Linked DNA regions of Homo sapiens: all the other regions are linked to region 1. A link is a loop called in an ENCODE intact Hi-C map of the cell type or tissue named here. Cell type or tissue: PC-9. All regions are shown on one strand.

The links. Hi-C counts contacts between places; a loop is a spot of excess contacts. Peaks named below come from ENCODE experiments on the same cell type or tissue, not always from the same donor. Only the 100,000 strongest peaks of a DNase experiment are listed, where the experiment ranks them.
Region 2: a loop joins it to region 1, with 4 times the contacts of the local background. A loop is called at or near these places in 2 of 110 quality-filtered maps.
Region 3: it touches region 1 in a loop (2.1-fold over the local background); 14 of 110 quality-filtered maps call a loop at or near these places.
Region 4: a loop joins it to region 1, with 6 times the contacts of the local background. A loop is called at or near these places in 64 of 110 quality-filtered maps.
Region 5: a loop joins it to region 1, with 8 times the contacts of the local background. A loop is called at or near these places in 17 of 110 quality-filtered maps.
Region 6: it touches region 1 in a loop (7-fold over the local background); 26 of 110 quality-filtered maps call a loop at or near these places.
Region 7: it touches region 1 in a loop (8-fold over the local background); 51 of 110 quality-filtered maps call a loop at or near these places.

What each region holds. Positions count from the first base shown.
Region 1 is chr15:63,045,716-63,049,715 of GRCh38, forward strand. All of the region lies in intron 2 of TPM1 (tropomyosin 1), which reads left to right. It overlaps TPM1-AS (TPM1 antisense RNA), which reads right to left and starts at 3,672. Exons shown (of 2, transcript NR_147233.2): 1 at 3,126-3,672; 2 at 319-2,980. RefSeq lists an enhancer at 2,169-2,338 and a silencer at 2,479-3,138. In PC-9, CTCF peaks have their summits at 2,422 (motif pointing right) and 2,632; DNase peaks (open chromatin) are centred at 1,874 and 2,526; H3K4me3 peaks cover 3,971 bases; H3K27ac peaks cover 3,867 bases.
Region 2 is chr15:62,604,390-62,608,389 of GRCh38, forward strand. All of the region lies in intron 2 of TLN2 (talin 2), which reads left to right. Among named protein-coding and RNA genes, the nearest start is that of MGC15885, 39 kb to the right of the region's middle. In PC-9, no CTCF peak of the experiment used is centred here; a DNase peak (open chromatin) is centred at 2,122; H3K27ac peaks cover 1,901 bases.
Region 3 is chr15:62,927,036-62,931,035 of GRCh38, forward strand. No RefSeq gene overlaps it. Among named protein-coding and RNA genes, the nearest start is that of MIR190A, 110 kb to the left of the region's middle. In PC-9, no CTCF peak of the experiment used is centred here; a DNase peak (open chromatin) is centred at 2,146; H3K27ac peaks cover 1,445 bases.
Region 4 is chr15:62,855,391-62,859,390 of GRCh38, forward strand. The region is part of intron 1 of LOC105370854 (a long non-coding RNA gene); the gene reads right to left. Among named protein-coding and RNA genes, the nearest start is that of MIR190A, 33 kb to the left of the region's middle. In PC-9, no CTCF peak of the experiment used is centred here; DNase peaks (open chromatin) are centred at 1,801 and 2,321; H3K4me3 peaks cover 1,616 bases; H3K27ac peaks cover 4,000 bases.
Region 5 is chr15:63,155,837-63,159,836 of GRCh38, forward strand. RPS27L (ribosomal protein S27 like) reads right to left here and starts at 1,641. Exons shown (of 4, transcript NM_015920.4): 1 at 1,564-1,641; 2 at 577-685. The coding sequence starts at 1,569. RefSeq lists enhancers at 381-1,580, 865-954, 1,105-1,764, 1,160-1,733 and a silencer at 1,915-2,014. In PC-9, no CTCF peak of the experiment used is centred here; a DNase peak (open chromatin) is centred at 1,645; H3K4me3 peaks cover 2,740 bases; H3K27ac peaks cover 1,713 bases.
Region 6 is chr15:63,287,068-63,291,067 of GRCh38, forward strand. It overlaps APH1B (aph-1B gamma-secretase subunit), which reads left to right. Exons shown (of 6, transcript NM_031301.4): 4 at 357-479. Among named protein-coding and RNA genes, the nearest start is that of APH1B, 11 kb to the left of the region's middle. In PC-9, a CTCF peak has its summit at 1,940 (motif pointing right); no DNase peak of the experiment used is centred here.
Region 7 is chr15:62,780,314-62,784,313 of GRCh38, forward strand. It overlaps TLN2 (talin 2), which reads left to right. Exons shown (of 59, transcript NM_015059.3): 44 at 827-928; 45 at 3,458-3,577. Among named protein-coding and RNA genes, the nearest start is that of MIR190A, 42 kb to the right of the region's middle. RefSeq lists an enhancer at 1,793-2,721. In PC-9, CTCF peaks have their summits at 1,889 and 2,095; a DNase peak (open chromatin) is centred at 2,008; H3K27ac peaks cover 412 bases.

The sequences.
Region 1 (4,000 bases):
ACATGTCTTTATTGAAAAGTCTTGTTGAAGGGAGCGCTGGAATGGGGTGGGGCAGAAATGGGAAAGAAGTTATTTAAAGTCAGCTGGTGTGGGAAGCAGCAGGGGAGGGAGCTTCTTGAATCTTGTTTTGGTTATTTTTCCCACCGGGAAACTGCCCCTAAATCTGGCATATATGGCTTTTTTGATAGTGTATTGATCACATTCCCTTTTAGGACACTTTAGGTTGTCTGGAGTTTGGAGCCCGTAGGAATATTGAAGAAGTTAGTGAAGAAATGCTATACAGTCATTTGTTGATTAATGAAGGGGGATAAGGTCTGAGACATGTGTCGTTAGGTGATTTATTCATTGTGCAAACACCATAGAGTGTATGGTACTTACACAAACCTAGAGGGTATAGCCTACTAAACACCTAGGCTACAAACTTGTACAGTGTGTTACTGTACTGAATACTGTCAACAATTGTAACACAAATCACCAGGCGATAGGAATTTTTTAGTTCTATTGTAATCTTATGAGGCTACTCTCATATATGCAGCCCCTCATTGACCAAAACATCATTATGCAGTGCATGACCATATTGAGAGTATTCGTTTTTTATTTACTAAAAAATAGTCAAAACTTGAGGAGGAAGAGACAGATGTCACTAGAAAAAGGGAGAAGTCCGGTAAGGGAGAAGTCAGCTTCCTGAGGTGGAATCGTATTACCTTTGGGATTAGGACATTTCATTGTCATTATTCACCAGTGTAAAACACTTTTACATTTTTCTACTATTATTACTAAAAACATTTTTCTACTACTTTACAAATCCTATTCTGGAAGTGGGCTCTACCTAGCTTAGAAGATTGTCATTCAGGAGTAGTATCCCTGATGGTCTTGTTTCGAATTTTGTGTTGTCTTTCCACCTAAGTCAAAAGTGAGGCTGAAGGGGATCGAAGACTCCATTTTTTTCTGGCCCCCAATCTCTTCCCCAGTAACTGTGATATATCTGATATTTATAGCATATGAGTCTTTATCCCTTTGTAGGTCTTTACTTCTTAACTTAGGGATTCTCAACCTTCTCTAAACATAATCACTTAGGGAGCTTTTAAAACCCAAAGTTAGGATGCACCCAAAGCCAGTTAAATCAGAATCCCTGGGGATGCAACCCAGGCGGCAGCATTTAAAAAATACCCAAGTGATTCCAACCTACAGACAAGGATGAGAAAACTCTCCTAAACTCTTGTATAATGACATCGGCATGAAAATGAACTCACCTGAAACTGACCTTCCCAGGACATTAAGTCACTAGTTGGCTGCTTATGGCACTTGCCAGTGTCCAGCAGTTTCCTGGCTGCTCCTGGAGGTTGCCAGACACCCGGTTCCCCCATTCTCAATGTTGGAGGCCCACAGTCTCTGCACTTAGGGGACCAGCTGTAACCTCCCCACCTGACCAGATGAACCGCGGGGAAACAAAGCGAGAAGCTCCCACCTACAGGATGCAAGGACCCAAGCTGGGATTTGTGAGAGTCTCAGCAGAGGCTGTGAGGAACTCCACAGAAAATGAGGCAGGAAAGCAAAAGTTCCTTGTTAGGGCTTGGAGGAGGAGAGGGTTGTCAAGCATGTTTTCTTTATTATTCCCACACATAAGGGAGCTGGCTTTAAGAGCTTTCTGTGACAAACCTGAGGAGAAAAAGCCCTGAGACTTAGAAGGCATTTAAGAATACAGCTCAAGGGGGAAATCGGTGGAGACTGTATCTGCGGTGGTTTTCTCCACCTGTAGCCAGAGGCTCTCTCATAGGGTTCTGTGGCTTTCCTTGGGGTGCCTTTTAAAGGCATCCCAGTCCAGCCCAGGACTGACTGGATTCCAGGAGATCTCAGAGGCTGGTCTGACACCAAAGAAGGCTGTAAAGAGAAGAGACCATTTGGATGACTGTTTTCATGGAAAGTGAGCCCCAGGGAGGCTGGCCTGAGATTACACAGCTGATTATGGGCCTCAGCCTGACTCTTAAAACAATGCTTGTGTATTTCTTAATCGTAGCTATCATTTGAGTTTTTAACTATGTACAAGGTATTGTGCTAAGCGCTTTACAGTCCTTCATAATTCTCATAGCAGCCCCATGGGGAAAGTACTATTATTATTCCCACTTTTACAGATGACGCCCAGAGAAGACAGGTAATGTGTCCGAAGTCACGCAGCAGGAAACTAGGAGCCAGAGTCAACCTAGGAAAACTGCATTTAGAACAGGAGGTCTAACCACTGTGCTCTACACGCGGGTGGTTTTCACTTCGTGAAGTTTTGGGGAATGGGGGTAGTGCTTGGGTTATAATCTTGCGGTTGGGATCAGGCCCTTTAGGGCATATTCCGGCTCCAGACCCGCCGCTCAGCTTCTCTGGCTCCCGGGCATGGGAATCTGGACTCGGGAGCGGAGCGCTCCCGCGGCCAGCAGGAGTCGCTATTGCCCTTAGCAGCCAGCTCCGTTACCCCGGGTCACCACCGCGCCGCGGAGGGGCCCTAGAAGTGGAAGCCAGAGCCCTAGTGCAGTGGCCTCCCGGAGCGCCCAGCTCACCAGGTACCCCCGCAGCGCGCCGGGAGCGCCTTTCTCCCCGCCGCCGCGAGCATGCGCAGTGCCCCCAGCCAGTCCCGGGATCCACGGCGCGCGCCCCTCCCAGCCGCGCGCGCCCGCCTGCGGTTTGTCTGCGCAGCCCTGGAGGCTGCGACTTCCGGACTGCTCCTGGCCGCAGGGGGCGCCGCCATCGCACAGAGAGGCCTGGGCGGGGCGGACCGGCGCTGGGCAGCCAGGACAGCCGCGGCAGCCGGGTCCGCAGGGCAGCAGCCGGCCTCTCCCACTGCAGCCCTCCCGCCCGCCTACCGTCCGGCGCGATGGCGGGGAGTAGCTCGCTGGAGGCGGTGCGCAGGAAGATCCGGAGCCTGCAGGAGCAGGCGGACGCCGCTGAGGAGCGCGCGGGCACCCTGCAGCGCGAGCTGGACCACGAGAGGAAGCTGAGGGAGACCGTAAGGGATACACCCATCACCCCGCAGCCCCCAGAGGCGCATCCTCCCGGGGCAGCCCCGCAGGGCCCTCCTGCTTCCCCCCCCGCAGGCCCCGGTCCCTCGTCCCCACGCCTCCAGGGCGCACCTGGCGCACCTGGGCCAGCTGGCGGCGGGCTCTGGGGAGGGGCCCGGCCTGTTCTCCTGAGCCTTTGTTTTCCATCTCGCTGATCCAAAGTAAACGCTCCCAGGGGAAACGGGTGGTGTTGAGAAGGTTCTGGAAGGAGCATTTTCCCAGGAAGGGTCTGTTTCTGGGGTGGTGGCTTTCAGTCGTGTCTGTGCGTCCCCGGGAGGTGCACTTTGCGCTGCTGGCTTGCTTTACTCTGAGAGTGGAGAGGGAGGAGGTCCTTCCTCTTGGAGATCCGTACTTTGAGAAGGGGCGCCGACAGGTCAAGTGGGAGAGGCACTGTGGACTTGGGGCCCGGGGATGCTACACTCCGCCGTTCCCGTCGACCCTGTGGTTTCCCGGCGGCCTGTGTCTCCGAGGCGGTAGACAGACATTGACAGCTTGACAGCGCCGCGTTCTGCTGGAAGAGCTAAACTATAGTGCAAAACCCTTAACCCGTCCCTTTTTTCAGCAGTCCTCCTCCCCTTTTCTCTCATACAGATAGATAATGCTTTGTTACCAAGTCTTGGAAAAAGTTGGCGAAATGTCAACAGTTATTGGGTGTATTCTCTTGCGGGCTTCCCCTCCCCCTTGTTAAATGTAATACCTGGCTTCCTTCCTTTCTTCTAAGGCAAATGTATCCAGCAAACACGAACAGGATTTCAGAGGTAGTCTAGTATTGGATATTTGTCGATTTTGTGTGTGTGTGTTTTTAATGAAGATACTGAAACAAACACCTTGGGAGTTTTATGACAATTGATAGTATGATGTCCTGCTGTGCTTAATATACGGGGTTGTTCTGAGTTGAGTAAATCGTTCTAGTTAAGTGTTTGTAAATGGCTGTATGGCTGGCCACAGAAACTTCA
Region 2 (4,000 bases), 440 kb before region 1:
GCTGGGGGTAGTGGGTAGTGACATGCACCTCCCGTCCCAGCCACTTGGGAGACTGAGGTAGAAGATTTGATGGTGCAGTGAGCCATGATTGAGTCACTGCACTCCAGCCTGGGTGACAAAGTGAGACCTTGTCTTAAAAAAAAAAAAAAAAAAAAAAGAAAAGGGTGGGGGGCGATTGTCAACAGTATATTAAAGAGAGCTTCATAAGAGAGAGGGAGCCCAGGTTCAGGAGGGTGTTGGTGGTTGCAGTGTGTAGTTGGAAGGAGGCCGTGGGAGTGGAAAGTGGATTTCTTCTCTTCGTCTTCTTTTTTTTTTTTTTTTAATTATTTGAGATTATGGAACTATTAGGAAGCATGGAGCTCATATTATGCGATAAGGGATTTATATTAATCTCTCAAAGCTGTGTTCTCTGATTTTCCATAGATTATACACAGACGCAAGCCTACCATCCTGTAGCGTGTGGACCTAGGGCAAAATTTTCTCATTATTTGCCGCTGCCGCCGCCTCCTCCTCCTCCTCCTCCTTTCCCCCATTAAGAAACCCAAGACTGAGCCCCATCATAGGTGAACTTTTTGTATCAGCTGTCTTGTATGTCTTGTTTCTTACTACATTTGCAGGCTAACTGTTGAAAAAACAGTATTTTGTTTGTGGGAAGAAAATCAAAGGTGATGTAAATGAAAAGTGCATTTTCATATAATGGAAATTATTAGAGGAACTTTTAAAATGTCACTGCAGATTAATGCAGACAAGGAGCTGAATATATTAGAAAGTAGGTCAAATTTTCTCATGTTTATGAATGAGGTGAATTACAGTGTAGGTTTAAGTTTATAAAATTGGGCAATACTATAGTTTATATGAAATATCCTAGCCTAAATGCTATTATACTAAAATATAATTAAAATAAATTGAGTTTGTTTCCTTATCCTTTGTGTCTGAGTATTTTATACGTAACATTTTACAAATTTAATAAACTAGTAAAAGCGATGAGCTTCTTGTTGTTATTCACATTTCCTGTATTGGACACAGAATCTACTCTAGGGAATTAAAGCTGGAGTCGATTTAATCCATGGGCAAGCGAATCAGGAATCCTTGGCAGTTTGGGAGGAACAGGCTCTGGGCTGAGCTTCCAGTCTACTCCCTATCCCCAGCACCATCTTTTCCTACCAGAACCAGGGAAGTTAGGCTGTGGCTGCTGCTATGAGAGGCTGTTGAATTGAGAATCCGGTACTTGACCTGCCAGCTCAGAACACACGCCTCCTCCATGGGGAGATCTTGCTTCTTGTGGATAACCGTGTGCTCTGCTTTTCTTCCTTGTGACTCGGTTGAACACCAGAGTCACCTATAAGCCCATGTCATTGGTGTATCTAAGTCACGTTGGACACCGTAGCAGCAAAGAGATCTGGGCAATCAATATATGATGTTTAGACCTGCAGCCTCCCCAAGCTGCAAGCGAACTACCCTTCCCATCTTCACGAAATGTCTCTTCAGATGTGCCTGGTACCACAATCAGGGGCAGAAGGGCAGTCTGTCAGAATTTCCCTTCTTTAGATACATTTCATGTGATACATTTTGATAGACTTGTCTAGAGGTAGTAGTGTTACACCAGTGTCACTAGTTAAGTAGTGTTAGTCGATAGTGCTAGTGATGACTGATAGAACTTAATAAGAAGACAGTGTTTACCATTTCAAAAAGATTTTTTTTTTGTTTTTTGAGACGGAGTCTCACTCTGTCGCCCAGGCTGGAGTGCAGTGGTGTAATCTCAGCTCACTGCAACCTCCGCCTCCCAGGTTCAAGCAATTTTCCTGCCTCAGCCTCCCATGCAGCTGGGACTATAGGCACCCACCACCATGCTTGGCTAATTTTTTTTTTTTTTTGTATTTTTAGTAGAGACAGGGTTTCCCCTGTTGGTCAGGCTGGTCTCGAATTCCTGACCTCAGGCGATCCACCCACCTCAGCCTCCCAAAGCGCTGGGATTACAGGCGTGAACCACCACGCCTGGCCCCAAAAGATATTTTTTTTAGGTTGAAATTATTGTAAATAATACCAGGAAAGGAATGCCTGTGGTTTAACAGTAAAAAAGTTTAGCGATGATAGAATCCAGCTAGGCCTAATAGTATTTGATTTCCCCCATGGAGGATGATGAGTCAGAACATGGTCCTGGTCATCCATTACTGAAGCTTTTATTGTGCTAACCCAAGTATAAGGTCAGCGATACAGCATTCCTTCACCCCAGTATTGCTGGCTGACTTCCTAACCACCAGACACTGCCTTTTTTCATCTGGATAAGTACAGTCATTCACAAGTAACTGGGAACAATACTTCAAATAGAAGGCCATTGATTTTGAAATTGGGCAGACTTGGGTTGAAGCCCTGACTCCTACCACTTTAATAGCTGTGTAGATTGTAGTGTCAGTCTTTCTATAGCTGTGTCATCTGCCGTGTAGTGTGGAGTGAAGTGAATAGCACCCTCCTCGCAGTGTTTGTTGTAAGGTGATGCTCAGCGCAGGCTTGGCACAGAGCAAGTGCTCCACGGTGGGCCACTGTTGTTGTGTGGTCCCTATCACCACCTCCGCCGCTGCCACCATCATCATCCTCCTCCTCACCATCACCACCACCGCTGCCTGTAGTCTTCCGCCCCTTCCTCATCTCCGGATGAGTTTTCCATATGGTTGGGCCACTCATGCCTCTTCACAGCAGTAATTTTCTCGCCCGTGATCCTGGGTCCCTTGGATGTTACTTCCTTTTTGAGCTTGTGGGGCTTGCTCCTGCCCTTCAAGCACCCTTGGCTTCCTATTAGACTTTCTCTTTCCTCTGGGGAAAAGATCTCTCTTCATGCTTAATAGGCATCAGAGCAGCCTTGGGTCACAGAAGTCATGGTAGCTTTCTATTTGTCATCCTGACAACAAGGCCTCTCTGAGGCTTGAAAGGATGATGCTAGCCCACCCGCACCACCTCCCTTCTTAATTAGATTACTGATTCCATTTCCCTGATGGTTTTAAGCTAAAAGAGCTTTATTCTGTTGCCTTTGGATTGTTCTTTCTTGACTCCATCTCTCCTTTGATTTGCAGCAATACCTGAAGTAAAGTGGATGACAGTAGTTGGGAGCATATTGGCTGCTATTCTTTAGCAAAGCCTCCAGAATGGGTGTATCATAATGGAGTTTAGAGAAAATATAAGGAATAATAAACGAAACGTCCAAAAGGATCCCTCCTTTCAAACTGTCATGTACCAAGTGAGTTTCTGTAGAAGGGGCCCTTTTGGTTTTTAGCTGTGATTTTGTCTTCATTCCTTAGGGTTTATTTGACCCCTGTGTGGAAAAGGCCCGATTTCCCCACTTCCCCGCTCTTTTTTGTGTGTGTGTGCACAAGTCCATGTATGTGTATGTATGCACATACACCTCTCTTTCTGAGTTCACCATCCACATGCCATGGGGAGTGCACCCACACATTAGTGGAACTGAGTCATGCTGTGGCATGCAGCAGCCAGCTGTGGTGTAACTGCTGCCTGCTTGACTGTGAACAAGTGTTTCCCTTCTTTGCTAATGTCTAACCTCAAGGACCTTGAATTTGAGCTGCCAATTATTTTATGCAGACTCTCTCTGACATTTTTGTTAGGCTTTTGCGAAGGACATGTGTTGTATCTTTAATACTTTGGCGTATCTGAAGATTTGAGTTTGTGAAATATTAAGTTGGTCTACTACCCCCATCCCCCCACCCCACCCCTGCATCTAATTGACTCTAATTGACATTCATTTATTCAACAAACATTTATTGAGCATCTACAAAGTGCCAGGCAGTCTGCTGGATGTTGGCAGCATTGTTGGAAAAGGAAAATATGTTTATATCGTTGGTGCAGAGGGTTTAAGACAGAGAGTTAGGGTTGATAAATGGATTTTGGAATATCTAATAAGGGGTGGGGGTGGTGTTAGACTTCTCCCTAAGAATAGTGGGCATCCATTATAGGATTTAAGTGTGGTGAGCTGTAGTCAGATTTGAATTTT
Region 3 (4,000 bases), 120 kb before region 1:
GTTCTTTGTCCATCTTCTTTTTGTTTTTTCCTGAGACATCCAAGATGGACTACAGTAGCACAATCATAGGTTACTGCAGCCTCGACCTCCTGAGCTCAAGTGATCCTCCCTCCTCAGCCTCCCAAGTAGCTGGGACTAGAGGTGCACACCACCATACGTGGCTAATTAAAAAAAATTTTTTTTTTTTTTTTTAGAGATAGAGTCTCACTATGTTTCCCAGCCTGGTCTTGAACTCTTGGCCTCAAGTGATCCTCCTGCTTTGGCCTCCCAAATTGCTGGGATTATAGGTGTGAGCCACCACACCCAGCTGCCTATCCTCTGTATCATAGAGTTTAAATGTCTTGCAGTCTGTCTGCTTTCTCCTGTAATGGTTAACTAATGTTTCTTCTGTGATTCCTCAAAGCTCCTACTGATAGTTGAACTATTTCTGTATTTCTTAAAACTTTCAAATCCATGATTAAACAAATAAGAGCTCAGAATGCATAAAATTCTTTGATTAAGTAAATATACAGTTGGAAATGCCTGTGTTTCACACAAAATATTACACAAAGTTTAAAAAAAAAACACTACACAAAGTGGGAATTCTAAGTTTAAATTCAAGAAGGTTAACTACATAAATGATCAGAAATGCATCTGATACTTATACACAGCTCCAGACTTGCCTGTCACCTCTCAGTGTCAACTTTTATAAAGTAATACACACGCTCCTCACACAACCAGTGAATGTTCTGTGTTTTTTAGGAGGAGTGATCAAATTTTAAAATGTGCCCAGATGAACTCTGAGAAAAAAAAAGGACACCGTGCTTTATAGAGGCACATCACCGCACGGGCCCACTGAACTATACTGTTGAGTGGCTCGCTCTGGATTCTACCACTCAACCACAGAGCTTGGGCCTAGGGGGTGCTCCACAAATGCTTGGGCCATGGAGAGGGGCACGCTGAGGTTTTTACTGCCAAGCATACTGTCTCTAGCAGCAGGACCAAGCACAGCTCTCTGGAAAGAACAATTTCTCTTCCTGTTGTCACTTCAAATGTCTGGAGTCTTTCCCTAAACATCTGTGTCTCCCTTTATGGTATGCTCATTCAAAAATGTATGTTGTCAACATTTACATTCTCCAACCTGTTCCAGTACTTGCCATGAGAAATTTGGCAATGTGACCAGGTGCTTCCTTTCCTCGGTCCTAATACTACTGCCTTCCATCCTTAAGGGGAATCCTCTGGAACCCCTATCTGGAGACTGCTGATCAATTCTACCGTATCTGCTCCTTCTTGAGCAACATCCACACAGTCTAATCTGAAAAGCTGGCATGACAGTCCCCTGCTGGACAATATCCCTGGTGCCTGCTGCAGCGTCCGCCCACATAAGCACTCAACACATGCTTGTTGAAGGAATGGATGAACACCAACTGCACACCCCCGAGACTCAATACGTCTCATGTATGCGTCCCAACTTTCTGGCACCTTTCTTCATGGCTTAATCATGACTGGGTTAATTTGCCCCAGGCTTAGTCAGAGGCCAGACTCCAAGCCTGTGGAGGCAGGAAGGCAGAAATCCAGACTTTTGTCTGGACCATCGGACCACAACTTGCCTGTGCAATGATGGACTGCCTAACCCCTGACCTTTTTCCTCCTTATCTCTCTGTCCCCGGGGCCCATGTAGAAAAGACAAGATGCTACTATCTACAGGCAGCTGGGTCAGCAGCCTGATGTTGGGGCATATGCAGACTGATGTCATCATTTAAAGTTTCTACAGGAACCTCTCTAGACAGGAGCTGGCTCCAGGCAGGCACATTTCCGTGAAAGCTCTTGCCAAAAACCATCGCTGAAGAATGTTATGTCGAAGGCTGTAAGTGGTAGAGTAGCTCAATCAGGAGGCTGTCGTCTAGCTGAGCTGTAATCTCCTACCACAAAGTTGTCTAATACAATTTGTTGAGGCAAAGCCTAGCAGATTTAACAGGATGTGTCCATCCTCAGTCTCTGCTCAGTTCTTGGCTTATTTCTGGTCACAGTCCCCACATACAGGGGAGGGGAACTGGTTGAGTCCCACTCCATCATTCCTGGGCTGTAAAATCAGATGCCTTTCATAAGCCCAGTCTTAACTGTAAATAGTATCAGTTTACTATTCCCTCATTGAGCACCCACTGAATGCTCAGCAAGGCTGTGAGCATGCAATGAGTCACAGCTCCTGCTCTCCTGTTTCTTGCATTGTAATGGGATTAACTGATAGTTCAATGAGCAATTATCATCTGATGATAAATGCTGTGATGAGAGAAAGGTGGGGTAGTTTTTTCCTCTTACATTGGGACATATACATATAGAAAAGTCTATACACCATGCATACAAACAAACATAATTATTAAATGGACACCGATAAAACCATGACCGAGATCTACATTGAGAATATTTGCCAGTTCCCCAGAAGTCCCTTGTCTACTTCTCCCTCATCAAAAGCAAATCTCACTCCACCACCTCAATGGTAACCACTTTCCTGCCTTTGTTTTACCTCCTATATATGATCCCTAAAGAATATACCTTAATTTCACCTGCTCTAGTAATGGAGTCATCCACTAGTATTTCTTAGCACCTAACATCTTTCAAACTTATGTTTGTGAGATTCACTCATTTTGTTTTGTAGAGCTATGGCTTGTTCATTTTAATTGTTGTATAATACCCCATTATATAAGTATACTAAAATATATCTAATCAACTCTTGAGGGACATTTGTGTTGTGTCCGGTTTTTGCCTATCTTGAATAATGCTGCGGGGAACATTCTTATTCATGTATCCTGGTGCACATGTGCATGAGTTTCTGTAGACCCAGGACTACAATTGCTGGGTCATGCAGTTTTGTATGATTGGCATTGGTAGCTATTGCCCAACACTTTTCCATGGTGGATATATAAATTTTATATTTCCATCCTCAACATATGTGAGTTCCTATTTCTCTACATCTTTGTCTACATTTGATACTGTCTGATTTTTGAACTTTTGCTCATCTGTTGAATGCAAAATGATATTTTGTTGAGTTTTATTTAACACATCCCTGATCACTCATTAGGTTGAGTGGTTTGGTTGTGTATGGTTTTTTTTTTCTTATGCTTCTGGGCTGTTTGGATTTCTTCTGTGAAAATGTCTATTTAATCCATTTTTTCTATTGGGTTTTTTCTCAGTGCTTCATAGTTATTTTTGTATTCTGGACATTGTTTGGTGATTACATATGGCACCTGTCTTCTCTTGTATTTTCATACTATTTATGGTGTCATTTGAAGAAGTTTCTAACTATAGTATATATTTATTAATCTTTTTCTTTAGGATTCCTGCATCTTGTGTCTAGACCAAGAAAGTTTTCTCTACCTTGAAGTCATAAAATATTTTATATTGCCTTCTAAGTACTTTTACGTTTTTCCTTTCACTTTTTAAACTTTTTCTTTTGAAATAATTATAGACTCACAAAAAATTGCAAATTCTTCCCCCAGTTTTCCCCAATAGTGATATCTTAAATGATTGTAGTACAATATAAAAACCTGCAAATTGACATTGGTAAATATTGCTAACAAAACTTACTCAGTTTTTTTTTGTTTTTTGTTTTTTTTTTTGAGACAGAGTCTCACCCTGTTGCCCAGGCTGGAGTACAGTGGCACGCTCTGGGCTCACAGCCAGCTCTGCCCCAGGTTCACGCCATTCTCCTGCCTCAGCCTCCCGAGTAGCTGGGACTACAGGCGCCCGCCACCACGCCCGGCTTTTTTTTTTTTTTTGTATTTTTAGTAGAGACGTGGTTTCACCGTGTTAGCCAGGATGGTCTCGATCTCCTGACTTCGTGATCTGCCTGCCTCAGCCTCCCAACTTATTCAGTTTTTACCAGTTTCTACATGCACGTGTGTGTGTGTGTGTGTGTGTGTGTGTGTGTGTGTGTGTTTTATGCAAGTTGGTGTCATGTTTAAATTTGGCTCGCATTTTTTAGTGTTCAATCAGTGGAATAGCTTTTGTGCATGATGTGAGG
Region 4 (4,000 bases), 190 kb before region 1:
GCCCAGCACTTCAAGAGGCCAAGGCAGGTGGCTCACGAGGTCAGGAGATCGAGGCCATCCTGGCTAACACGGTGAAACCCCGTCTCTACTAAAAATACAAAAATTAGGCAAGCATGGTGGCATGTGTCTATAGTCCCAGCTACTCGGGAGGCTAAGGCAGGAGAACTGCTTGAACCCGGGAGGTGGAGGTTGCAGTGAGCTGAGATCGCACCACTGCACTCCAGCCTGGGTGACAGTGCGAGACGCTGTCTCAAAAAAAAAAAAAAAAGCAAATTTCTCTTACTACTGGGGGCAATTCTGAGCTGGAGATGCCCAGGTGGTCACTAAATCTATGCTTTACCCAATAAATATATTCCTGAAGAGACTGAATAAAATAAAATCAATACATGATTTTAAGGGAATCTCTGGGTATGTTTTGGGTTTTTTGTTTGGGCTTTTTTTTTTTTTAATAGAAGAATCCTTCTGCAAAGAGAATAATTTGCATTTGGTTTGCAGATTTGGATTTTCTGAATTATAGTATATTGGGTTTTCTTAATTACGTCTGTGATTTAAACTACTGTGTCTCTAGTGACAGTGTCCTAAATTCCCACAGATGGCATTTACACTGTGTGAACACGGACTCTGTGGTACCTAGAAAGAAAGTAACAAGCAGCATCTCTTCAGCACCTCCGTACCGGTCACTGCTCGAGCGATCACATACACTATTTCATTGACTCTTCACAAAAATTCTGCCACACGGGTTGTGTTGTCCCATGAGGTGCAAGCTGTTACATAAAGAAACTGAGGTGCAAGCTGTTAAATACGGGAAGGGAGAGAAATGACAATTCCACCTTAGCTTTTTCTGACTCTAAGGCAAGTGCTTCTCCCAACTCAGGAAGCATGAGGTTTTCCTCATCATTGAAAAACTAAGATGGAGAAACTTCATCCTTCACCCCTCTATTCCCCAGACCAAACACCTTCAGGAAATCCAAATTGTAGGTTGACATGAAAACATTTGATATTAACCCAGCTACCCTTTTCCACAGAGGGAGAAGAAGCTGGGTTGGACAGGCAGAGACGACAGTGAGGCTAGCCTCTCCCCAATCAACTGGAAGCCTGGACCGGCCTCTGCCAGGCAGTGCAGGACCCGAGCCCAGGGTGGGCTGCAGCAGAGTGGTCTAGGTGTCCACATCCCCTACTGAGCCCTGGCACTGCCCTCTGCTCACTGAGGCTCAGCTTCCTCGTCTGTGGTGGGAACCTGCTGCCACCGCCTGCACAGCAAGGTGGCCAGGAGGGGCAGGGTCCACCCTACCCACAGTGGTGTTGGCAGGTGAGGGACCCCTCATCATTTTGACTTTCCTAATCCACGGACGCCCTCTCAGGTATGAGCACCATCCCTTCACACACACCTTGTAAACCCGGAAGGACTTTTTTAAAATGAAAATTTCATTTCCAGCCTCTTACCTGGACACACCATTCCTGGGTTCCCTGATGTGGTAAGGGCCATGGGGAGGCCAGGACTATGCAGGGGCGGGGTGGGTGTGAGACAGCACAGGAATGCACATGGGGGCTCCCTGCTTCCCCAGAGGCCTTGCTGGTTATGAGGCTGCTCCCCGCATTCCCTCACACCCTCCCAGACCCTCTCTCAAGGCACGGAGGAGGAGAGCAGCCACTCCTGCCACCACCAGCTGCTCTTGGATACCTGAGGAATGGAAGGAGCCGGAAACCACCTGGCCTGGACTTGGCTCCCGCCTCTGCTCCTGGCAGGCTTTGGGACACAGCAGATAACTAAGCTCTCCAAAATAGGGCACTGCCACCTCTCACCTCAAATGGCTGCAGGGAGATTAGAAGAAGATAATTAGGAGAAGGGTCTACAGATCAGTGATTTGCCAACATTGAAATGCCAGTCAGAATCACCCACAGGGTGTAACACACAGGTGCTGAGTCCCCTCATCTCTGATTCAGTGAGTTTGGGGCACGGCCCAAAGAGTTTGCTTTTCCATCACATTCCCTGCTGATGCCCGTGCTGCTGGCTCACGGGCCACACGTGGAGGGTCACTGCCACAGATGACAGTTCATGTCCTGTTCCCACTCTCACTGCCACTTCCCACAGGGCTGGAAGCGGGGCCAGCTCCCCGCCAGCTCCTGGCCAGCCTTAAGGATAGGAGGTTGTCCCTAATCACAGTCTTCCCACGGCAGGTACAGGGCTGTGATGAGCACCCATGCCCTCCTCCCCTAACCACATCCTCACCCTGGCAGAGGTGCAAAATGGGTGTTAACCCTGGCAAAATGTAACCTGCTGAATGAATGCCCCAAGGAGTTTCAGAAAAATATGAATCTGGCACCTCAACCACAGAGACTATGACTCAGCAGGTGCCAGAGTGGGCCCAGTCACCACTCTTGTTCCTAAGCACCCAGGTAGTTCCGAGGCAGGCCAGCACTGGAGAAACCCTGCTCTCTTTTTCCAGGTCTGGCCCTTGAGGCGATGGAAGAACAAAGGCCCGTAGCCTCTCAGATTGGCCTCAGCTGATGCACAAACCAGCTTCTAAGCCTCCTTAGATTCTTATGGAGTAAAGTAGGGATTTAAATTAGTAAATAACAGCTAAGTTAGATTGATGCTTAGCTTTTAAATCTTGAAAAAGAAACCCTCATTAGAATTCTTTTGGTCAATATTTCACTTCCAGGTTTTATTTCCAGATCCTATACTTTTTATATAATCACAGCAAATAGACAATTTAATATTCAGCCTTTGCAGTGACCATATTGCAGGCATTTCCCAGTCATTTTGTGTAATTGTTTGATGTCTCAATCCCCCTTTTTCTCTGCTCCTAGAGCAGTGCTTTTCAGAGGTTTAGGTGAATAAAGACTTCATGCCAATTTCAAATGGTTCCCAAAACTCATATTTTATCTTATTGGGCAATTTTCTACGTTCCAAGGACTGTCTTAGGCACAAGTCAACGTTCACAAGTCAATTCCTCCAGTAGATACATATGACAGTTATCTTAGAGGTGGAGGTACATGGAAACTTTCTAGATATTAAATCAGATGAGCTCATGAAACATCAACACAGTTCCTGGCTCATAGTCAGTGCTCCAGGACCCTGTGGGTCAGGCATGGGCCAGGTGCAGAAAATCCAACGATGAACAAACAGGGAGTTTGCCCTCAGGAAGCACACAGTCTGCAGGAAGATGAGTCAGGTGCAAAGAAAACAAAGAGCAAGTCATGAGCCTTACAGAGAGTAAATGCCATGGGTGAGGCTGAAGGCATACATCTAGATCTTTGAACTGTCTTTCCTCAAAGTTTAGAGAAAATCAGAAAATTTCTCTGCAGGCCAAATACCTCTGAGTGGGGCTGACAGGACGACTCAAGCTCCTCACAGCTCAGGGGCCCTTGCCGAAACTAGCTGCACAGAGCAGCCATGCAGACTGGAATGAATTAAACCCAGACTGTCCTGCCTGGTATGGTTCAGAGGCTTTTTGTATGCCCAATGTAGCCAGCTTGCCATACTGAGCAGAGATTTGCCCAAGAATGAATTGTAGGTACAAAGTTCTTTCTAGAAAACATATTATTGAAAAACTTTTTTTCTGAATTATATTCTGCTCAGCATAACAGATATTATTAAATATTAGTTGAAATGAGTGACTGTTCTGTGTCAAAGTATAATGGTCACAGGAGCACCAGCAGGGAAATGACACTGCACTGAGAAATAACAGTTCTCACCCTTTAACATGTAACTACTAACCTTTTTGGTAATAAAATCATCATAACAATAATATTTAATACAATTTCAGATTTCTTCTGGAATCTCAAAATTCAGTTGTGACTTTTGGCTTCAGCCTCAACTTTAGCCAAATATACATGTTTAACAATTTGGCCTTTTGCCAACATCTGATGAACATCGATGCAAAAATCCTCAATAAAATACTGGCAAACCGAATTCAGCAGCACATCGAAAAGCTTATCCACCACGATCAAGTTGGCTTCATCCCTGGGACACAAGCCTGGTTCAACATACGCAAAT
Region 5 (4,000 bases), 110 kb after region 1:
AACAGCAAGCCACATGTGTAACATAAACTTTTCTAGCAGCGACACAAAATTTTTTAAAAACAGGTAAAATCAATAATATATTTCATTAAACTTAATATTTCCAAAATATCATTTCAACATGTAATCAATGTATTTTTTTTCTGTGCTACATCGTCAAAATCCAGTGAGTATTTTACAATTAAAGAACATCTCTATTTTGAGTATCCACATTTTGATTATCCACAAGTGCTCAGTAGCCACATTCAGCTAATGGCCATTGTATTGGGCAGCACAGCTTTAGACTGAAGAATCAACAGACTTTTCTTTGTATCATGAAACAGAAAACTCATCGTCTGAAGAGCTTAAAGACTTGCTAAGTCAAATGGCATATCTCCTTTGAATGCCTGTTTTCACTTACCCCGAAATGTTTCTACAATGGTTTCAGTACATTTATTATGAAAATGTCCCTGACATTTCCAATTCTGTAATCCCACTTCTACTCAACAGAGGGTTCTAATGTATCTTAACTATACACACCACACTAGCAATCCCTACAGAAATTTTCTTTAGTAAAGGAATTAAGATTTCAAATTTTACCTGGACATTTTACATCCATAAAGTAAGAATTTGGACTTTGTACTAGGCGTTTCTTTTTATGTTTTTTCTTTTCCTCTTCCAAGGACGGATGTAGTAAATCTCTAGCCAACTGAACAAAGAAGCATATTATTACTATTAGTTTTAAACCACAACGCTGGCACATTTAACCATACGTGAAATATACATGCAAAAACAGGAATAACGGTCATCCTCGGCAGAAGCAACACGTCAGATAGTAAAGTTATTTTTCGAAACCTGTTAATAACTTTCATCAGTACTTTTCATAATACTTGTGTTCTCCAAGTCCCTAGAAAAGGGCTTTCGCACGATCAGGAAACATATGGTAAGGCAAACTTTGTCCTTCTTTACTCAACTGCGTAATGAACTGTCTTCGATGAAAACTGCGCGAAGTCGAGGTGCTAAGCAAAGAAAGTGACCCCGACTGTGGACTCGCTTAGAGTAGAAACTGCTGAAGTAGACCAGACAACGTCAGCGCCTGGGTGATTTTTGCTCCTGTGGCTCAACAGCTGATCTGACAGGAATTCTTGCTGAGCGACCGTCCTTGACGGAATTAATATATAAGGCAACAACGAGGACAGTTTTTAAAAAAGGAAAACAAGTAGGAAATCGCTTCCGAAAGAAGGCAGAGGGGGCGAGAAACACCAATCACTGGGAAAGCCAAAAGACCCAAAGATCACAACCTCAGGGGCATCCTCAAAGACCAAGACCGCTCATAAGCTACACAGAGAACTGTTCCCCTCCCAGCCACCGCCTCTGAATTGCAGCCCACGCCCCTGCAGGGCCAGCCGCGCCGCGGTGACCGGGCAAGTCACTACATGCCCGCCACGCGCGAAGACGCTGCGCAACCTGAGCCGCCTCGCCACTCTCGGACACTACAGGCCCGAGAGGCAGCCGGACTCATCCGTCCCATATGACTCTCGGTAAAGAAGCCCAAAACAAACCCGGAGCCCGATGTAAACAACTCACAGGCATGTTGATCCTCTTGCAAGCTCAGCCCTACCAGACCTCCCAGCCCACACAGCTAGCAAGCTGCAAGCGATCTGCGCTCGGCATCAACTTCCGGGATAGAAGCTGCTGGGAGGAGCGGCGGGGCGGGCTTGTCTGCTCTAGGCCCTCCTCTCGGTGGTAGGGGGACGCCGCAGCAGGGTACTCGGGTCCAGGGCGCAGGGAAGACCCGGGGATGGTGAGCGTTCCAGGGTGCCAAGTCCCGTGGGTCTAACGGGCTTGTTGGCGAGCGCCGCGGGCTCTGCAGTGCCTGAGGCCAGAATCTGGCTGGGGAGCGGCCTCGGGCTTAGGCCATGGCGAGGGAGCGCCCGCGGCCACCGGGGCCGGCGCCACCCCGGAACCCGGCGGGCCGCTCAGCCCCCGGCCCCCTGGCCCGGCCGCTCTCGGTTAGCTCTGGGGGTGGGCACACGGGGCAATGCCACTATTCTCTTCTTTTGTGTATTAAAAAATACAGTATTATTAACCATTAATACGTGCCAGAGAGATTATGAAAGAGGCTCGTATCCTTTTGGCTTCCCTTTTCAAGGCGCAGATTTCGAAGTTTTCTGCGGGGTATGGCTGTGCCTTAGGTTTGCTTTGTTCTGAAAAAAAGTTTTTAAAACAGCACGGATTCGCTGCTGTGCCTCATTCACTAAGAGGCCCCACCCCTTCCGAGGATTACTCGTCCTTTGCAGAGTGGACAACTAGGGGGCCTGAGAAAGGCGAATGTCACCGATGACCGAACATGAGTCTTTATCATTATTATTATTTGAGACAAGGTCTCGCTTTTTTGCCCAGGCTGGAATGCAATGGTGCCATCACAGCTCACTGCAGCCTCGACCTCCTGGGCTCAAGCGATTCTCCCGCCTCAGCCTCCCGAGTAGCTGGGACCACAGGAACACGCCATTATTCTTTTTTTTTTTTTTTTTTTCCTTGGAGACAGGGTCCTGCTATATTGCCCAGGCTTGTCTCCAATTCCTAGGCTCAAGAAGTCCTTCCACCTCAGCCTCCCAAGTAGTTGGGACTACCGGCGCGTGACAGCATGCTCTATTTTTGAGGAGGAAACTCTATGCTTGAAAAATGGGTGTCATGGGCGACCAAAAGGCAAGAAACCAGAAAGACACTTTACCAGAAAATTGGTCTAACTGGATTTTTTTTTTTTTTTTTTTTTTTTTTGGCAGAGTCTTGCTCTGTCACCCAGGCTGGAGTACAGTGGCGCGATCTTGGCTCACTGCAACCTCCGCCTCCTGGGTTCACGCGATTCTCCTGCCTCAATCCTCCCAAGTACCTGAGATTACAGGTGTCCATCACCATGTCCGGCTACTTTTTGTGTTTTTAGTAGAGACGGGGGATGGTGGGGGGGGGGTTCACTATGTTGGCCAAGCTGGTCTCGAACTCCTGACCTCAAGTGATCTGCCCGCCTTGGCCTCCCAAAGTGTTGGGATTACAGGCGTGAGCCACCGCGTCCCGCCCTGACTTGATGTTCTTAATCACCTTATTTGTCTTTGCAAAAAGGATACATGTATAATATACATTTTGGGAAATGCAGAAAAATAGAAGAAAATTTACCATCTGTAAATAAACATTTTTAACTTTTGACCTATATCCTTCCCAATATTTTTTACTCTCTTGGATATAGGTTTATTTTGGGTTTTGACTTAACCTAATTGGGATCATCTTGTGCATAATCTTTTGTAGACTTGAATTTTCCTCCCACTTACTATAAAATGAGCATCACTCCATGTCACTACATATTCTTTTTTTTTTTTAAATAAGGTCTCACTGTGTTGCCCAGGCTGGAGTGCAGTGGCACAATCTTGGCTCACTGCAGCCTCGACCTCCTGGGCTCAAGCAATTGTCCCCCCTCAGCCTCCTGAGTAGTTGGGACTGCAGGTACAAGCCACCACGCCTGGCTAATTTTTGTAATGTTTGTAGAGATGGGGTTTCGCCATGTTGCCCAGGCTGGAATATTCTACATTATGCTTCTTAATGGGCATATAGCATTTGTCCTGTGACTATATATATTTTCACTTCAGCCATACACTAAATTGGGCATTAGGTTTGGGTTTTTAAATATTTGATACTTAAAAATTAATAAAAATTGGTGAATATTAAATATTTAATGTATATAAGTATATAGAATAATACAATTGTATACACAGAATAGTGGCCCCCAAAGACATCAGTGGCCTAATCCTCAGAACCTTTAGTTACATGGCAAGTGGAATAAAGGTTGCTGATTAGCTGATTTAATCTAGAAGGAGTATCCTGGATTATCTGTGTAGGCCCAGTGGAATCACAAGGGTTCTTGAAAGTGGAAGAGGAAGACAGAAGAGCGAGAAGGAGATGTGGTAATGGAAGGTCTGAGAGGTGCTATGTTGATGGCTTGTAGATGGAAGAGGGCCATGAGCCAAGGAAT
Region 6 (4,000 bases), 240 kb after region 1:
AATTTCAGTTCTAAGCCATCAAACTTAACTCTGTAGACTCTGTTATCATAAAGTAAGCCGGAGTTTTGGTGTTGTATCCTCTGTCTCACCTATTTCTTCTGTGCCTTTCTAGACCCTTTTCTCCCCTTTTTCATTACTCTGCTGCATTCTGCCATTCATTTCCTTTCCTCTTCCCGCTTCCCTCTCTGATTCATCATTTAGCCAAGCACATGCCTCTCCAGAGCCAGCTGTCCACTGCTTCAGGAAGAACATAAGCACCCTTTCCCCTCCAACACACTTTGTATTAACTAGTCCTTGGAAATTTGACTTGAAATCTTGGCAGGAAAAGAGTTAACAGTGTTTTTCTTCCTGTTTAGTTTCTGGCTTGGGCTTTGGAATCATGAGTGGAGTATTTTCCTTTGTGAATACCCTATCTGACTCCTTGGGGCCAGGCACAGTGGGCATTCATGGAGATTCTCCTCAATTCTTCCTTTATTCAGGTATGTGTCTCATAGCTGTCAACATTCAGGCTTCTAGTCTAAATGATCATTCTTATTGGGGTTCACTGGCTTAGGAATTTCAGTGGATTGGAATTTATGTTATGTCTTTTAAAGGCGAAATACTCTGAGGCACTGTGAAGTAAAAGACTTAGGAAAATAAAAATTCTGGTTAGAGTGTTTTAGAATTTTGGAGTGGAATTTAGCTTGCGTAAAATTTTATTTTGCTGTACTGACAATGTTGCTATATAGTTGAAATGTTAGAAGTGAATTTTTAAAGGCCATGTGCTCTTTTTGGTTTTTATGATTTTATGTTATCTTCAGTAGAAGCCCTAATCTATAATTGTCATTGTGGTGCCTTTTGTGGGAATAGGCAGTAAAATTTAATCTGAAATTGAGAGGAAAAATGGGATAATAGATGAGTTGATCATTTCATCCAAATGATGCAGCTAAAAGGACCAACTCATTTCAAATTGCTTTTTCGTCCACGAGCTAAAAATTGTCATCATGATGCAGTGATCACAAATTTGAGAGTTGGTAGCGTACATAATTAACATAGATTTCTTCTAAGTTCCACAAGAAGACTCTTTTAAAAATAGGGGGAGAACACCCACTGTATTTTTAGTCGTTTCCACAACAGTTATGCCATTGAAATAACTGAGTTCACATCATGATTTGTATCTTCTTTTAATAACATCTATGCTAAAGCTCCTCAGGGAGCTTATCCTCTAATAAGGGAATAAGAGAAAAAAAAGTGAATAAGCATTTCAGTAACACTTTAAGGTAATAATGGAAAAGATATAAAGAGGTATGACCAATTTTTAAAAATTTCTGCAGTAGTTTAGAGGCATGTTGAATGTCATAGTGATCCCCAAGCCCAGTGGACACTCATTCACCATTCGCAGTAGACCCTTTGTTTCCATTTCAGTTCAGGCCTTGACATCTCCTCTCTGGCTTACCATCATCTGCCCTCAACTGGTTAGTCTTTCCTTGACACACTATTCATGTGAATCCTGTATGCAACTACCTAACTAATCTTCCCTGCTGCAAAAATGGTTTGGCTTTTCAGGGCCTAGAGGAGAGAGTCAAGGCCCTTTAAATCTGGCTGCAAGTTAGAGGACAAGAAAGTGTGTTAATGGGTCATACTTATTTAATGGTGCTTCCAACATAGCAAATTATCTTTCTTTTGAACATTTCATCATTGGCATATTTCTGGCAAATGTGTTAATGATTGATTATACTGAGTGTTAGGTCTTTAAAACAAATGTAATATTAGTAAAGTCTGTTAGAACCCGATGAAAATTAATAAAACATAATCGTAAGGGGTGTTAGTGCTACAGTTTGTTTTCTGTTTTCATATACAGTTAACACGGCTCTCTCTCCCTGCTACAGTTTTCTTTTGATATACAGGTTTTGCCAGCTTTTTTCACTAGATGGTGCTAATTCCCTTTAGTGACCTAGGCTGTTTTCATACGATGTTTAAAATGATTCTTTTGGTAGTAAAAGAAAAATTTGATACCAATTTGGGGATTGTATTTGTAATTTCTAGGAATTAAAGGAAAAATTCAATATTCAGTAAGCTATCTTAATGTCTTTAGCTAAGTTAGCATGGCAGACTGGCTATGTTATAAATTTGTATCTATAGAATGAAAGAACAGTGTTGTTTTATCATTTGCAAGTTTCTTACTGTTATAACATCATTCTTTGAAGCATAAACTTTGAATTATAAATTTAAGAAATTAATTTGTATTACATTTAAAAATAAGATCCCCAAATTTATATTTATTGTATTTATGTTATTTATAACTACTTGTAATTACCATTTATTTAGACACAACTCATTTTTGCCAGGTAAATCCATAACTTTATATGTTTAGTATACTCCATTACAAATGCCTAAATAATAATCAGAATAAATAAGGAATGTAGGGTCACTAATTACAGATTAAGCATTTTTAATCCAAAAATCCAAAATCCAAAAATGCTCCAACATCCAAAACTTCCTTCACCGACATGACGCCACAAGTAGGAAATTTCACACCTGACCTTGTGTGATGGGTCACAGTCAGAACAAGAAAAAACTGTTTCATGCACAAAATTATTAAAAATATTGTGTAAAATTACCTTCAGTCTGTGTGTATCAGATATATATGAAATGCAAATGAATTTCATGTTTTGGCCAGGTGTGGTGGCTCATGCCTGTAATCCCAACACTTTGGGAAGCCAAGGCAGGAGAATCACTTGAGCTCAGGAGTTTGAGACCAGCCTGGGCAATATAGTGAGACCTTGTCTCTACTAAAAATTAAAAAATTCAGCTGGGTATGGTGGTGCCCACCCATGGTCCCAGCTACTCAGGAGGCCGAGGTGGGAGAATCATTGAGCCCGGGAGGTTGAGACTGCAGTGAGCTGTGATCGTCCCACTGCAATCCAGCCTGAGTAACAGAGGGATACTCTGTTTCAAGAGAAAAAAAAAAAAGAATTTCATGTTTAAACTTGAGTCTTATCCCCTAAATATCTCATTTTATATATATAGATGCACAAATATTTCAAAATTTGAAACACTTCTGGTCCCAAACATTTCAGATAAGGGATATTCAGCCTGTAGTATATATCTGTCTATATTAGTATGTGTTAATAAGATCCATACTATATGATACCTGTGTGTACATAGGCTCTTATGTTACAAACAGGCATAGTTTATAAATAATGTTTATGTATAGGTTACTTCTTTTTTATTTGTGGTTATGTTGTAGGCTAGCATTAAATTTTACTAGAATCATTACCATTTCTTGGTAATTTTGTATAGAGACAAAAGTATGGGAATTGGAATCCTAGGTTCGAATCTTATCCTGGCTCATTAATTTAGTATTTTGGGCAAGTCCATTTGATTATTGAATCACTCATTCCATACATAATTATTAAATGTTTTTAGTCTAAAGGAGTTATACCAAGCTATGAAAATAGAGCCCAGTTACCATTCATAACTTCCATTCATAGTGGGGAATAAAGACAAACAGCTAATTACAATAAAGCATGATCAATGCTACAGTGAAATGAGGAAGAGCCATGGGGCACAAAGGACAGGCTGTAACCCATGCTCCCAGGCCACAGTACCTTGGCTTTGCAGCATTTATCACAGGCGTCATTAAGTAATGGTATAGTTATTTGTTGAATGTCTTTTTCTCCAGTTGGGTGCTAAGCCATGCAAGTGCAAGGACGACATCTGTATTGTTCACTGCTCTGTCCTCGGCATCTTGTGGAGTCCTTTATTTCTAGATGGCACTCAATAAATAACTTACAGAAAAATGAAAGCCAGGCACAGCTTATGGAGGAAGTGCCATAACGAGTAGAGATTTACTTAAAGGGTGAATAATAGCTAGGCAGGCAAAGAAAGGAGTTGTCAGAGAAAGATGTTCGAGGCAGAGGGAAGAGGCCTCTTTCCTCCAGGCCTGGAGGTAAGAGCAGTATTGTTCACAGGGCAAAGGAAGTCTTGTCCTTCCATCTAATCTTCAATTTCCTGATCT
Region 7 (4,000 bases), 270 kb before region 1:
AGCATCTTCATTATGGTCATTCTCTCCTCTTCCTGTATATAGTTCTTGACCAGGTGTAGTGTTGATTTTTACTGTAACCATGTGATGCCTGGAAGTTACCACTGAAGGACTAGAGATCAGAGTTTAAGTAAGCAGCCCGAGGTTCATTCACAAGCCTTGGAAACACATTTTGAATACAAATCTCCTACACCAATATGTCCCCAAGCCTTCAAGGGACATAGTCCCATTGTCTCAGTTCTTCCACCCCACAGTGATCTTGCCCTTCTCTCAGTTCCTATTGCATTTATAGTCAGGTGAGCAACAATTTATTCCTAGTGCTTCTAATTCCTTCTATTCCCCGATTGTGCTCATAAAGAACGGTTCCGTGGATAGCCATGGACTCGACCATTCCTCAGGAAGTGCTTCCTGATGGAGAGTCTGCCTCCTTTCCCACCTCATCTTCTGGCACTTTGCGCTTCCCTAGAAGTGTCAGGCTGGCTCCCGCCTCCATGTACGTGAATTCTGTTCCCTTTTCTTGGGATGCCTTTCCCACCTTTTACATGTGGCAGACTCTTCGCCTGGTAAGACTTGGCGGAAACATCACTCCTCTGGAAGGCCTCCCACTCCTCTCAGGCAAGGCTGGGAGCCTCTCCTTGCCATGTACCCTGAATGCCTTATGTGCCCTTCTGTTGAAGTCCTTATTGCACAAGTTGGGTAATTGAGTTGACACTGGGCGAAAGAATCTCTGAGGCCCTCTCTGTTTTTCAAAGTTCCTAATTCTCGTAAATACAGTCTACACTTCAGCAGGCTTCTTATGACCTTTGGATTCTTTTCCTCTCCTCTGTAGCTGGATGAAGGCACTCCTCCAGAACCAAAGGGAACATTTGTCGACTATCAGACGACTGTGGTTAAATACTCCAAAGCCATTGCGGTGACAGCTCAGGAAATGGTAAGAGGGAAGAGAGCTGCCCTCCCCACTGTTGTTTGCCTTTTTATCCACTGCCGCCGCTGAGCCTGCAAATCCCAGATCTGTGTCAGAGAGAGAGCCCAGACCACTCTCTAGTCCCTCAGGGGCTCCAGCTTCTGTCCTTTATCTGTGGTCTTTCTGGCTGCCTGTGTCCAGTAGCCCCAGTCTGCTGCAGTTCTTTTCTCATGAAAAAGCTGCAAGAGGGAATTAAAGATGGCTGAGACTTGGGCATGAGGACAGAGGAGCAAAGGAAGGAGAGAAAATGAAAAGACGGGGAAAGCAAGGAATTTGTAGTTAAGGAGAAAGGGGGAGAATCTTATTCACCTCACGAAGGACTTGAGGTGTTTTTAGTAGATTAAAATAACAGTACAAGAGAAGATATTTGGGGATAAAATAGAGATGAGATTATCTGATGAAATCAAGTTATAATACTTGGAAAATAAGGTATTGCCAGTCTTTCAGGCAAAATGAAACAGTATGGTTATGTAATAAGAAAAAAAAAATTCCGACAGTAGAAGGCATACAACTTTTGGAGGTAATGTTTTGGTTTGGTTTGGTTTTTGTTGTTTTGTTTGTTTGTTTGTTTTTCTAAAATGTAATGCAACTAGAACTGTATTATATAGATTCTTAGATATAAATGGCATTGAGAGATAGTGAATGCTATCTGATATGTTAAGCAGTTATACGAAAGATGACAAATGTTGTCTTCAAAGAATTGATAGGAGTCCATAGAAAAAGTTTCTCCCAACTTTTAAAGGCTCAGATGCCATAAGATAAAAGTTTGAAAGATGCCTCTTTGATACTTGCCACATAAGCCTGGGTTGAGAAATCAATGGGCCTTCCTCGCTGAAGTGACCAGAATGAGCCACCACATGGTTGCTGTGCCCAGGTCCCCTCTGAGTGGTTTTGTCATGTAATCATGTGTCCACTAGGGGTTGAGCTTGGACCACAAAGTCATCCCTGGCTGCTGCCATTCATTCATGGAAACTCTGTGATTGTGCCAGGCTTGTTTAAAAGAATTCGGGCTGGGGAATGGTACACCCATCTCAGTGTTTTGTGAAAAGCTGGAGCTGAGCCCAGTCTTGTCCTTCTCAGGGGAGCATGGAGGACGGATCCTAGTCCGAGCCAGCAGACTTTCAGCACAGATTCCTGTTGAGCAGGAAGCACAGTGCAGCAGCAGTCATGTTTGAGCAGCCTCATGGTGTTTCTGGAATGTCTCCAGAGCCAGGTCCTGAGCTGCCTTGGCTTGACCCTGGGTGTCCATGAGCTTAAGGAGCTGAGCCTCAGGCTGCATGGCCACTCCTGAGATAACTGGCCTGGCTCTTTGTGTGAAAGAGGCCCTTCTCACCCCGTCAGGATGCCCAGACTCCCAGTGCACCTGTTGGCAGGTCGCAGTGGAGCAGCACGTGGCAACACTCACTCTCGTGCAGCTCAGTGTGCGTTCCTTGGCGGCCACATCTCAGCCTGAAGCCTGGGACGTGTCCTTGTACACATGCCTTAGAAAGGGTGGACATTCCTGTCCTGCCTTGATGGATGGAGAGTCATTCAAAAGACATTTTAAAAGGCTGTTTAAAATCAAGGTCTTAAAAGGCCACAAAGAAAGAGACAGTATTGTTATCCAGAGCAAGAGGAGGTGGAGCAGGAGGGGAGCCCCTTGATGAGGGACAGTGACACCCGTCTGGGTGGCAGATTAAAACTGCTTTTGTGAGAATTTAGAGGTATTTTTGTCCAGAGGAAGAGGAAACACTAGAAACTAGCATGCCAGCTGCCTTAGATAATTGAGATGCATCAGTCAATGAAACAGAGAAAAATCCTGAGTATCTTCATAATAAAGGCAGAACTTGACCATGTGGGCTACACACTACTCTTAACTAAATTTGTGGCTAAAACCTTGTCATTCTTTGGCACAAATTTACTGCAAAGCTGTATCCTCTATGAGTGTTTTCCTCTAAAACACTGACTTATCCAGCACTTGTCATTCATGGTTTTCTTAACAGCCCTGTCCTCATGCCCTCTCTCACCTGGGTGGGACCTGCTTCAGGGCACCCAGAGACCAGATCAGCCCCCGACAGAAGCCTTGGCCCAGGGGTGAAAATCGCATAGGGCTTGTGCCTCCTGGGGGTTTCTAGGGGGAATTCCTCTGGTGACCCCCCAGGGCTGCGCTGGCGAGGGGCTGGCACACTCACCTGCCAGAGGGTGGGCCCTGGGCACTGGCTCCAAGCTGCACAGCCCGAACGCTGAGCATGTGCCCACTGGGCCCGGCCAGAATCTGTGGCCTGAGCGGGGCCCTGCGAGGGCTCTGGCCTTTTGTGTGCAATGCAGCATGGGCTTGGCTTGAATTGCCCTCTCCAGCATCTAGCCCCAAATGCAAGGCCTGGCCTTCACCCCCTCAGGAGCTTAAAAGTGAATGAAACCCTTTGGCTTCCAGTGATATTAACACATGGTTCTCATGCGTTTCTCTCTGTGTGTGTGTGTGTGTGTGTGTGTGTCTTGCTTGTTTTCTTTTTCCAGATGACTAAGTCGGTTACTAACCCGGAGGAGTTGGGAGGACTGGCTTCACAAATGACCAGTGACTATGGGCACCTGGCTTTCCAGGGCCAGATGGCAGCAGCCACGGCGGAACCAGAGGAGGTCTGCCACCTTAAGACCCCTATTTTAAGATGCACACACACACTGGTGCCCACTCCTGGGTATTTCTTCATAGCTTAGCTCCACTCTGGAAGACCCCAGCCCAGTAACCAGAGCCCAGTTTATTTCCCCACCACTGCACAGCACAGGTCCAGACCAGGTAGCCCCAGGCTGTACTCAAGTCTCACTGCCCCTTATGGGGCAGACTGGCCAAGAACTGGGGCATGGGCTTTCAGACAGAAGGACTTTGTATACAGTGTTCTATCAGGTCCCCTGTCCCTAGCCCTGTCACCTGTCTCTTTTAGCATGCCCAAGCTTGGGACTGCCATCTTATCACTTCCTACTCCAGTTAGCACATCCCCCGCAATTATTTTTGTTTTCCATAGGTTCACAGAAGTGTTGAAAGATTCAAGTATGAAAATTAGC